Linked DNA regions of Homo sapiens: region 1 is linked to region 2. The links are chromatin contacts, found by Hi-C in ENCODE. All regions are on one chromosome and are shown on one strand. Each heading gives the region's core, a stretch centred on a gene start or an enhancer-like site at or near the end of the contact. The rest is flanking DNA. Distances are from core to core; before and after follow the strand shown. Region 1 holds the start of PRG4 (proteoglycan 4). Region 2 overlaps HMCN1 (hemicentin 1).

Region 1 (4,186 bases), core at 1,002-3,501, 140 kb after region 2:
GAATTAACAGAATTCTGTCTAATGTTCAACTCCATACACGATCTTTTGTGTGTCTATTGTGTATTGATTTCAAGTAGCAAAATGCATCTTTAGCCAGCTTCAGCTCCAAAAGGGGAACTTGCCATAAAGATACAGAGCAAGAAGTTGGGTCTAAAAAACAGAGTAACCAAGACTTAGAAAGTTATCAGAAATTTCTCTCTCTGCGTGGTTGCTTCATATTTATGGATCTTTTTACTCTGAAGGACTTTCTCTACTCCTTTAGACCATGGGCAGAAATGTACACATTATTGGTCTACGTAGACAGACAAATTTGTAATCTCTGAACTATAATTTCAAATTTCCAGGAGAAGAAAACATATTGGCTCGGGTTGTTCAAGTTCCAATTCCTAATCCTATCAGCTGTGGCTGATGTGGGAAGATAACATATATAACCAGAGCTAAAAGGAAAATAGCCCGATAGAAAGAGAAGTAGTTCCCAGAAAAGGGGGATTATTTAGAGATGAGCAGATAGCCTCGAAATTGTCTTTACATATTTAGTCCTGTGAAATAAGCACTGTAGAAAGAAAATAGATGCTTATAATTCTAGTCTTAAAAAAGTCACAATCTCACAAACCTATGTATACATGTAGAGTAAAGGAGTAAAATTTAGTATAATGATTACAAATTAAGTGATGGTTTTGATCAAAAGGGAGCTGGATGTAGTGGAAACATGACGGAACTTAAAATGCAAAGACATGGGTTCAAATCTTGGTTCTGGCCTCTAGTCTTTATAGATCCTTGGATGGGTCACACATTCTTCATTTGTGGGTCTTCATCTTCTTATTTGTAAATGTGGATGATTATATTTAACTTTAAGACATTTTGTGAGAATTAAATGCAGTACCTACCAAATGAGTAGTAGACAGCAGAATCCAGCCTACAACCATGTGGTTCACTGAACATGTTTTCTTTTTTTTCTTTTCTTTTTTTTTTTTTGAGACTGAGTTTTGCTCTTGTTGCCCAAGCTGGTGTGCGGTGGCGTGATCTCAGCTCACTGCAACCTCTGCCTCTCAGGTTCAAGTGATTCTCCTGCCTTAGCCTCCCGAGTAACTGGAATTACAGGCGCCTGCCACCACACCCGGCTAATTTTTTGTATTTTTAGTAGAGAGGGAGTTTCACCATGTTGGTCAGGCTGGTCTCAAACTCCTGACCTCAGGTGATCTGCCCACCTCAGCCTCCCAAAGTGCTGGGATTGCAGGGGTGAGCCACTGCACCCGGCGTGAGCATGTTTTAAACATATAACATTGGTGAAACAACTGGGCTGTATGTTGGCAATAGACTAACATATAGGTGTTGGTTGTCCTTAGGGAAATCATAGTCTGTTGGGGGTGTGAGACAGATGAAGAGATATTTTAGTAAAACGTAGTACAATTGTTTACTATAATTCTAGATGTGATTGGAATTTGATCTGGAAAGGTTTCAGGGAGGTGCTAGGACATGAGCGAAGCCTTATGTTGGTGGGTAAGATTTTACACCGATACATTCCGTATGAAAGTGGGGTAAAGCCTTGGGCTGAGCTGACTTAGCTCTGCAATGGTGATGGTTCACATTTTCATTGTGGGAAGGAAACAAAATTAGTAATTTAAAAGACCTTTTCCAAACATGCTTATCTTAAAGGAAGGATCTAAGGAAAATATCAATACATTTTTTAAGCAGATTTTTAAAATAATAAAGGAAGCTAGAAAATCCAGTGTCAATAATCTACCTGTAGGTAACTGAGAGCATGTTTTCTGTGCTCAGAGAAAATGAAACTACTCAAGAAATGTATATTTGATATAATGGTATAAGTATATAAAATGTATGCCACAAGCTAACACTAGGTAAATTTCAAAGCTACCTTTGCTAGATTTAACTGGAAAGCAGAAGAAATAAATGATACCAGTATGTGAATATTTTAAAGTTGCTGCTTCAATATACTAGTCAAAGTCTGCCAGAGCTATTTACCATCTCAGGACAATTTGTTCACTTCACTTAGAAATTAGAAATGTGCTCTGGCCAATACATCTAAATTTATTTTGTGGTAGTCATTTTGCTTAATGGAAGTGTTTTCCAGATGTTGCCTAAGTCTAGTCGTCTGGGCCCTTTTCCAATAAATGAGGAAAGTTTGATTTCATAGGTTGTCACTGTTGATTTTGTCTAACCTTTGGACTAATTGGTTCATCCCACTGTATTTGCACTGATATATAAGACTCCCAGGACGTGGGATAAACTCATCTATCCTTTACGGGTAAGTGTCAAAGTTAACTTGCTTCATAGAATTAAATGTGTTTTCATTAGAGGTGTTTGAAAAAAAATGTGTAAAGATAGTAGTTGGAAATTTTTGAAAAGGATTATGTTTATGCAATACACCTGTTGGAAGCCTTTGAATTTATATTGAGAATTAAGAAAAAGTTGGAACAGTAACTCCATGATGCTTATTAAATTACATTTCTGTGACACAGGTTATTATTTTCCTTAAGATAAAATTTTAACCTTGCACTGTTAAGTACATGCCATACTTTGGCTAGAGTTTTAAGATAAGTCTATTCTATATTGGAGATTTCTTAAGAATTAAAACTGTCAATAACGTGGCTGAGGGTGACTTGATTTGTTCTGCATAAGATTAAGTCTAATGGCCAAATATTTTCTATAAAATTAAAGCTGATTTAAAGTCTTGTTTCAAGAATGGGATGGTTTTATTATTGTTACATTTTTAAAGTTACTGAAATGTGTATAATGCAAGCCTAAGTTAGTGGTGAGATGAAAGAGCTGTTTTCTGATACTTTTATTTTATTTTCAGCAAGGGTACCTACGGTACCTGAAAACAACGATGGCATGGAAAACACTTCCCATTTACCTGTTGTTGCTGCTGTCTGTTTTCGTGATTCAGCAAGTTTCATCTCAAGGTAGCTTAACCATCGAACATACTTTTATTTAACAACTATTGCTAATCATTCAGTCTTGATTTTTATAACAACGGAAATATATTTCTAAAAATTTATATTTGCTTGAGTTTAATATACTGTACAACCTTAAAATAATATATAACATGTAGCCTGTTTGTAAGTGCTTTGGAATTCTCATCTTTTTCTCCTTTTGAGAGTTTTGAGCTTGTATAAAGAATAATTTTGGTACTTGTTATTTCTATGGTTCTCTCGAAAGTTTAAAAAGTGCAGACAGTTCATCATAAAATTATGCTGGAGCTATATAGTATCATAAAAATAACTAAAAAAGAACAATATTTAGATAACATGTAATTTTTGCCTATATGTTGAACAATTTGTTTTTTAAAATCAAATAAATTATTGATAAATAACTTATTTTGGCATCATTTAGACATAGATACCATATTATAATAAACTATAGTGTTTCAAATGGCATTTTATTAGTCTTGAAAATGTTCTCTTTTTCTTACAAGAACTATTTATCCAGGTATGGACATATACAGATGTGACTGTCATTTTGTGTTATAACATTAAACTTTTCACAGTTCTCCCAAAACAGGTCCTGGATGAATAGTTCTTGTTACTCATTTTTAGAGACTGTTAAAGTACATTCAGTGAAATCACATTAGTAAAAGATGCTAGCATGCCATCTAGGGGGATTAATAGTAACAATGCCAAGCTTTGGATTTTTCTTTTCTTTTCTTTTCCTTTTGTTCCCCTTTGATAAGCAAAATCTGAGAGAATAAAAATCAAGATTCATGACAGTTATGATGAAATTATGTTTCTAAAGTAAACATTTCCAGTAAAATACGAGATTCTTATGAAACCTGAACATGAGTGGTAACTGTCTGCATAGGCATAAGTTGCAGAATTGTTTAGATAAGAAAAGACAGGAAAACACATGAAAGCAAATGTGAATATTCAATAAGAATGATGACTACTCCAGTATCTCCAGACCCTTCGGCTTTCTCGTAACACTATGACAAGGTTCACAACACTGGGGGCACTTTCTAAACTGCCTTTTCCTCTGTGATACAATTGGTTGTTCACTAAAACAGTGTTACTTTCATTTTAATTGTGATTAAATAAATCAAATTAAAATTAATGGGGCTGGGTGTGGTGGCTCACACCTGTAATCCCAGCATTCTGGGAGGCCTAGGGAGACAGATCACCTGAGGTCTGGAGTTCAAGAGCAGCCTGGGCAACATGGCAAAATCTTGTCT
Region 2 (4,292 bases), core at 1,793-4,292:
ACATGAGACTCTTTCTTTCACTTGAACACTTAGAGACCATTGTAGGGTGAATAATTGGCCTAGTTTCAATATTGTGTCTCAGCTAATAGGGAGGCTCGAGGAGAGGAAGAGAGTCAAGGGAATAACTGGTGGTCGATGGAGCAGTCAGAACACACAAAACATTGATTAAGTTCACCATCTCATATGGGCATGGTTCATGAAACCCCAAAACAATTACAATAGTAACATCCAAGATCACTGATCACAGAACACCCTAAGAGAGATAATAATAATGAAAAAGTTTGAAATATTGCAAGAATTACCAAAATGTGACACAGGAACACAAAGTGAGCAAAGGCTGTTGCAAAAATGGTACCGGTAGACTTTCTCATCACACGGTTGCCACAAGCCTTCAATTTGTAAAAAAAACGCAGTGTCTGCAAAGAGCAACAAAGCAAAGTATGATAAAACTAAATATGCTTGTACATAACAGTATCTGAAATTCCTAGTGATTGCTTTAAAATGTATTAAAATACATCAGATAATGAATATTTATGGATTTGACTATCAGCTACTTCCCAGTATGTTGCCTTCTCTTGTCAAAGCATGAAATTCATTTTGAAAAACATTCATTAACCACCTATTCTGTGCTAGTCACCAGTAATTTTGTTGAACAATAGAAAGAAGGCATAAAATTAATGTTGAGGCCCTTTTTTAAAAATTTATAATTGTTTTGCAACCAGATTACCTTGGTATGAATTTTATAGCACTGGCAAAAGCACAGTCTCTCTCAAGTTAAGCATCTTTCAGTATATTTGTAATATGAAGAACTTGATAAACCCTCACTCTAAAACCCAAGACTGAACAACGTCCTTAGATAATCCACGTTTACATTGGCAGTGGCCTAGAAGCTGTTTTGTTGATGAAGTCTCTCCTTTTCCTGGATGTTCTCATGAAGGAGGCAACAAATAAAAGAACACAGGGTTTGATGCCAAGCAGATCCACATTCAGATCCTCATTCCGCCACTGTCTAGCAATGTAATAAGGAGAAAGTTGCTTAATTTCTACAAACTTAAAGCTACCTTATAGAATTGTTGATAGGATTAAAATGGTTAACACATACTAGATGTTTACCATCATGCATGACATGCTCAATAAACTCTCATTGTCATCACCACCACCAACATATTCTTTATTTTTAGTTTGGGGACTGGACACTGATTGTATTCTTTGGCTTATGAAATATTAATAACACTATGATGTGCACAGATTAGAAGGATCTTAGATTTATGGGTGATGATGGTTGTTATGTGAAAGTAGAATGTTTTAAAAGCTTATTTATTTCACTATTAAATTCAGATGTCATATGACCTTTTTGATGTTTGAGAAAAGATTTGTAGCATCTCTGAATACTGGCCCTCTTTTCTCCCATGTAATGTTGATGAAATTGCATCCTTATCCAGGAATGTTTTTTTTTCCCCCAATAGGTGGGCCCCAGCGAGCCAGAGGAAGTGTTATTGGAAATATTAATGATGTTGAATTTGGAATTGCTTTCCTTAATGCCACAATAACTGATAGCCCTAACTCTGATACTAGAATAATACGTGCCAAAATTACCAATGTACCTCGTAGTCTTGGTAAGTCTTTGCCTCAAGCCTCTTTTTAAAAACTTATATATTATTCTTCATCTTATTACTTCCATTAAAGTTCTAGAGAATGCTACTACTAACTCATAAGTATGGTAAGCTTTTAAACAAACATACATGAGGTACTGGTATTTGTTTCTGGTATTCAACATTATTTAGAATTCATCCTTGTGAATAATATGCTATGAAGACAATAAAATAGACTAAAAATTTTGCTATCACCTTATTTATCCTTTTTTTTCTTTAGGTTCAGCAATGAGAAAGATAGTTTCTATTCTAAATCCCATTTATTGGACAACAGCAAAGGAAATAGGAGAAGCAGTCAATGGCTTTACCCTCACCAATGCAGTCTTCAAAAGAGAAACTCAAGTGGAATTTGCAACTGGTTAGTGTCAGCTGAATTTAATATTCTATTACTATAAAAAGTGCCATGAAGATAGGTGATTAAGAAAAATACGTGTTCCCACATAGAATAATTTGAAACTTTTTACGCAATCTTATAAGTGATATAAAAGCAATTTCATGTTTTCCTGTAAACTTGTACTAACATAAGATCATAAGAGGTCATGTGTTCTCAAGCAGTCATTTTATACCCTAAAAGTTTTTCTCCTCTCCTCTTTTCTTCTTTTTAAAAATATTTTCTCTTTAAATCCATAGAGAGGATATTAAAGACCAAACAAAGAAGGAAAATGAGTTACTGTTATTAATTAAAGACCTTCTTTGTCTTTAAACCAAGATCCAATTAGGATACTTTATAGCAGTTCTTTATGAAAAAGATAGAAACAAAGCAAACCTAAAGGCTTTTCACTCATCCCTAGTCTTAAGGAGTATGGGTTAGCTATTCATGACCCTTTCCATGTACATACAGATGTTTAGAGAGCTCCATTTCAAGCCTCTTCACAGTTGGTCAGCCTCAATAGCAGTGACCTTTAAGGAAGAGGGGCTTGAGGACGGCTTATCTTTAATCAACATTTAATCAGTGGAGAAGACAATTGGTTCTTTTCATGGGCATCCACTTACTCAGATGTCCTTTGTTACTTTTTGAAGCATCAGAAAGAACAAAGCACTGTGGCCAGACTAGTGGTTTTTGCCAGTCACAGACAATTCATTTTTATAAGAGTGCTTTGTTATTGCCTGTGAATTTAAAGTATGAAATTCGTGTAACCGTTTGCCACATTTTTGCTACATAAAAAGAAATGTTAAAAGAAACTGAATTCAATAAACCTAACTCTTTAATTGGGAGGTTAAGTGCTATTTCAGTTCTCATCATCTATACTTATTCAAGTTTGAACTCAAAAAGCATAGCTGAACTGGTATGTAAGGTAAATCTGCTCTGTGCTTACAGAAACCATATTTTTTTGCTGTCAAAATGAATGTCTTGTAATTCCCAGGAGAAATCTTGCAGATGAGTCATATTGCCCGGGGCTTGGATTCCGATGGTTCTTTGCTGCTAGATATCGTTGTGAGTGGCTATGTCCTACAGCTTCAGTCACCTGCTGAAGTCACTGTAAAGGTAAAATGCCAGGATAACTTGTCTTTGCTGCTTATTAGAGTAATGATGAGTGAAAGGTCCATAGAATGAGCACAGATAACTTGTTCACTCTGTGGGGGAAAATGTCCAAACTACCAAGGCTATAAATAACTATCTGATCTTTGTTTAAAAATCTTCAGGGACAAGTTTTTACAAACTCTCTTAATGGTTTTACCACCCTCCCTATCAGGACCAAGATCAAATACTTGATGTAAGGCATTTGTTTAATTTTCTTTAGACAAAGAGGATAGTAATTCTTGCATAAACGTTTTTGTGTATCATCCATAAAATATTTCAGAAATTAAAGGATAACAATCGCCCTTTCACATCTTTGTTTATTCATGACCTATAACTTTGAGTCTCTTATTAAACTGAAATTTATGACAGCAAAATTATGAAACAACTATGTTATAATTAAAGGGTTCAAACTTTATGTTATTTCCTGAACACTACTGTACAATTATTATACAAGTTTTATTAGCCCCTATACATTTTCTCATGAAGGAGGCAATAAATAAAAGAACATAGTGTTTGATGCCAAGCAGATCCACATTCAGATCCTCATTCCGCCACTTTGTACCAATGTAATGATGAGAAAGTTGCTTAATTTCTACAAACTTATTTTTCTAGTCTGCAAACTATGGCAATTTAAAGCTACCTTATAGCTTTAAGGTATTAAAGCTATAGGTATTAAATTAGGATTAAAAGTTAACACATATTAAATGTTTACCATCATGCATGATGTGTGTTTTTTAGCTCCTAATCCTTTTTCCCCGCTCATTCTGCATTTCATAGTCCCCTTAAGGGAAAAAAATTAGTATGAGCCATATTGATCTTCAAATCCACATTGTTCTCCTTAGGATTACACAGAGGACTACATTCAAACAGGTCCTGGGCAGCTGTACGCCTACTCAACCCGGCTGTTCACCATTGATGGCATCAGCATCCCATACACATGGAACCACACCGTTTTCTATGATCAGGCACAGGGAAGAATGCCTTTCTTGGTTGAAACACTTCATGCATCCTCTGTGGAATCTGACTATAACCAGATAGAAGAGACACTGGGTTTTAAAATTCATGCTTCAATATCCAAAGGTAATTTGATAAAAGAAAATCCATATCTTTATGCCATC

The links. Hi-C counts contacts between places; a loop is a spot of excess contacts on that map. Pooled maps may share reads with other maps.
Region 1: a map of naive thymus-derived CD4-positive, alpha-beta T cell shows a loop between it and region 2 (6-fold over the local background). The contact joins the promoter of PRG4 here to the enhancer-like site in region 2. A Hi-C loop is called at or near these places in 3 of 168 maps with a recorded cell type or tissue (IMR-90, MCF 10A and naive thymus-derived CD4-positive, alpha-beta T cell), 9 of 37 single-sample maps with no recorded cell type and 13 of 50 pooled maps.

The regions. Positions count from the first base shown.
Region 1 is chr1:186,294,028-186,298,213 of GRCh38, forward strand. PRG4 (proteoglycan 4) reads left to right here and starts at 2,252. Exons shown (of 13, transcript NM_005807.6): 1 at 2,252-2,266; 2 at 2,819-2,924. The coding sequence starts at 2,849.
Region 2 is chr1:186,149,734-186,154,025 of GRCh38, forward strand. HMCN1 (hemicentin 1) reads left to right here. Exons shown (of 107, transcript NM_031935.3): 94 at 1,467-1,616; 95 at 1,873-2,010; 96 at 3,017-3,138; 97 at 4,017-4,254. Among named protein-coding and RNA genes, the nearest start is that of PRG4, 140 kb to the right of the region's middle. RefSeq lists a silencer at 3,111-3,311. Within about 2 kb of position 3,043, at least 3 of the 41 ENCODE cell types and tissues checked have a DNase peak (open chromatin) inside an H3K27ac peak, as active enhancers do.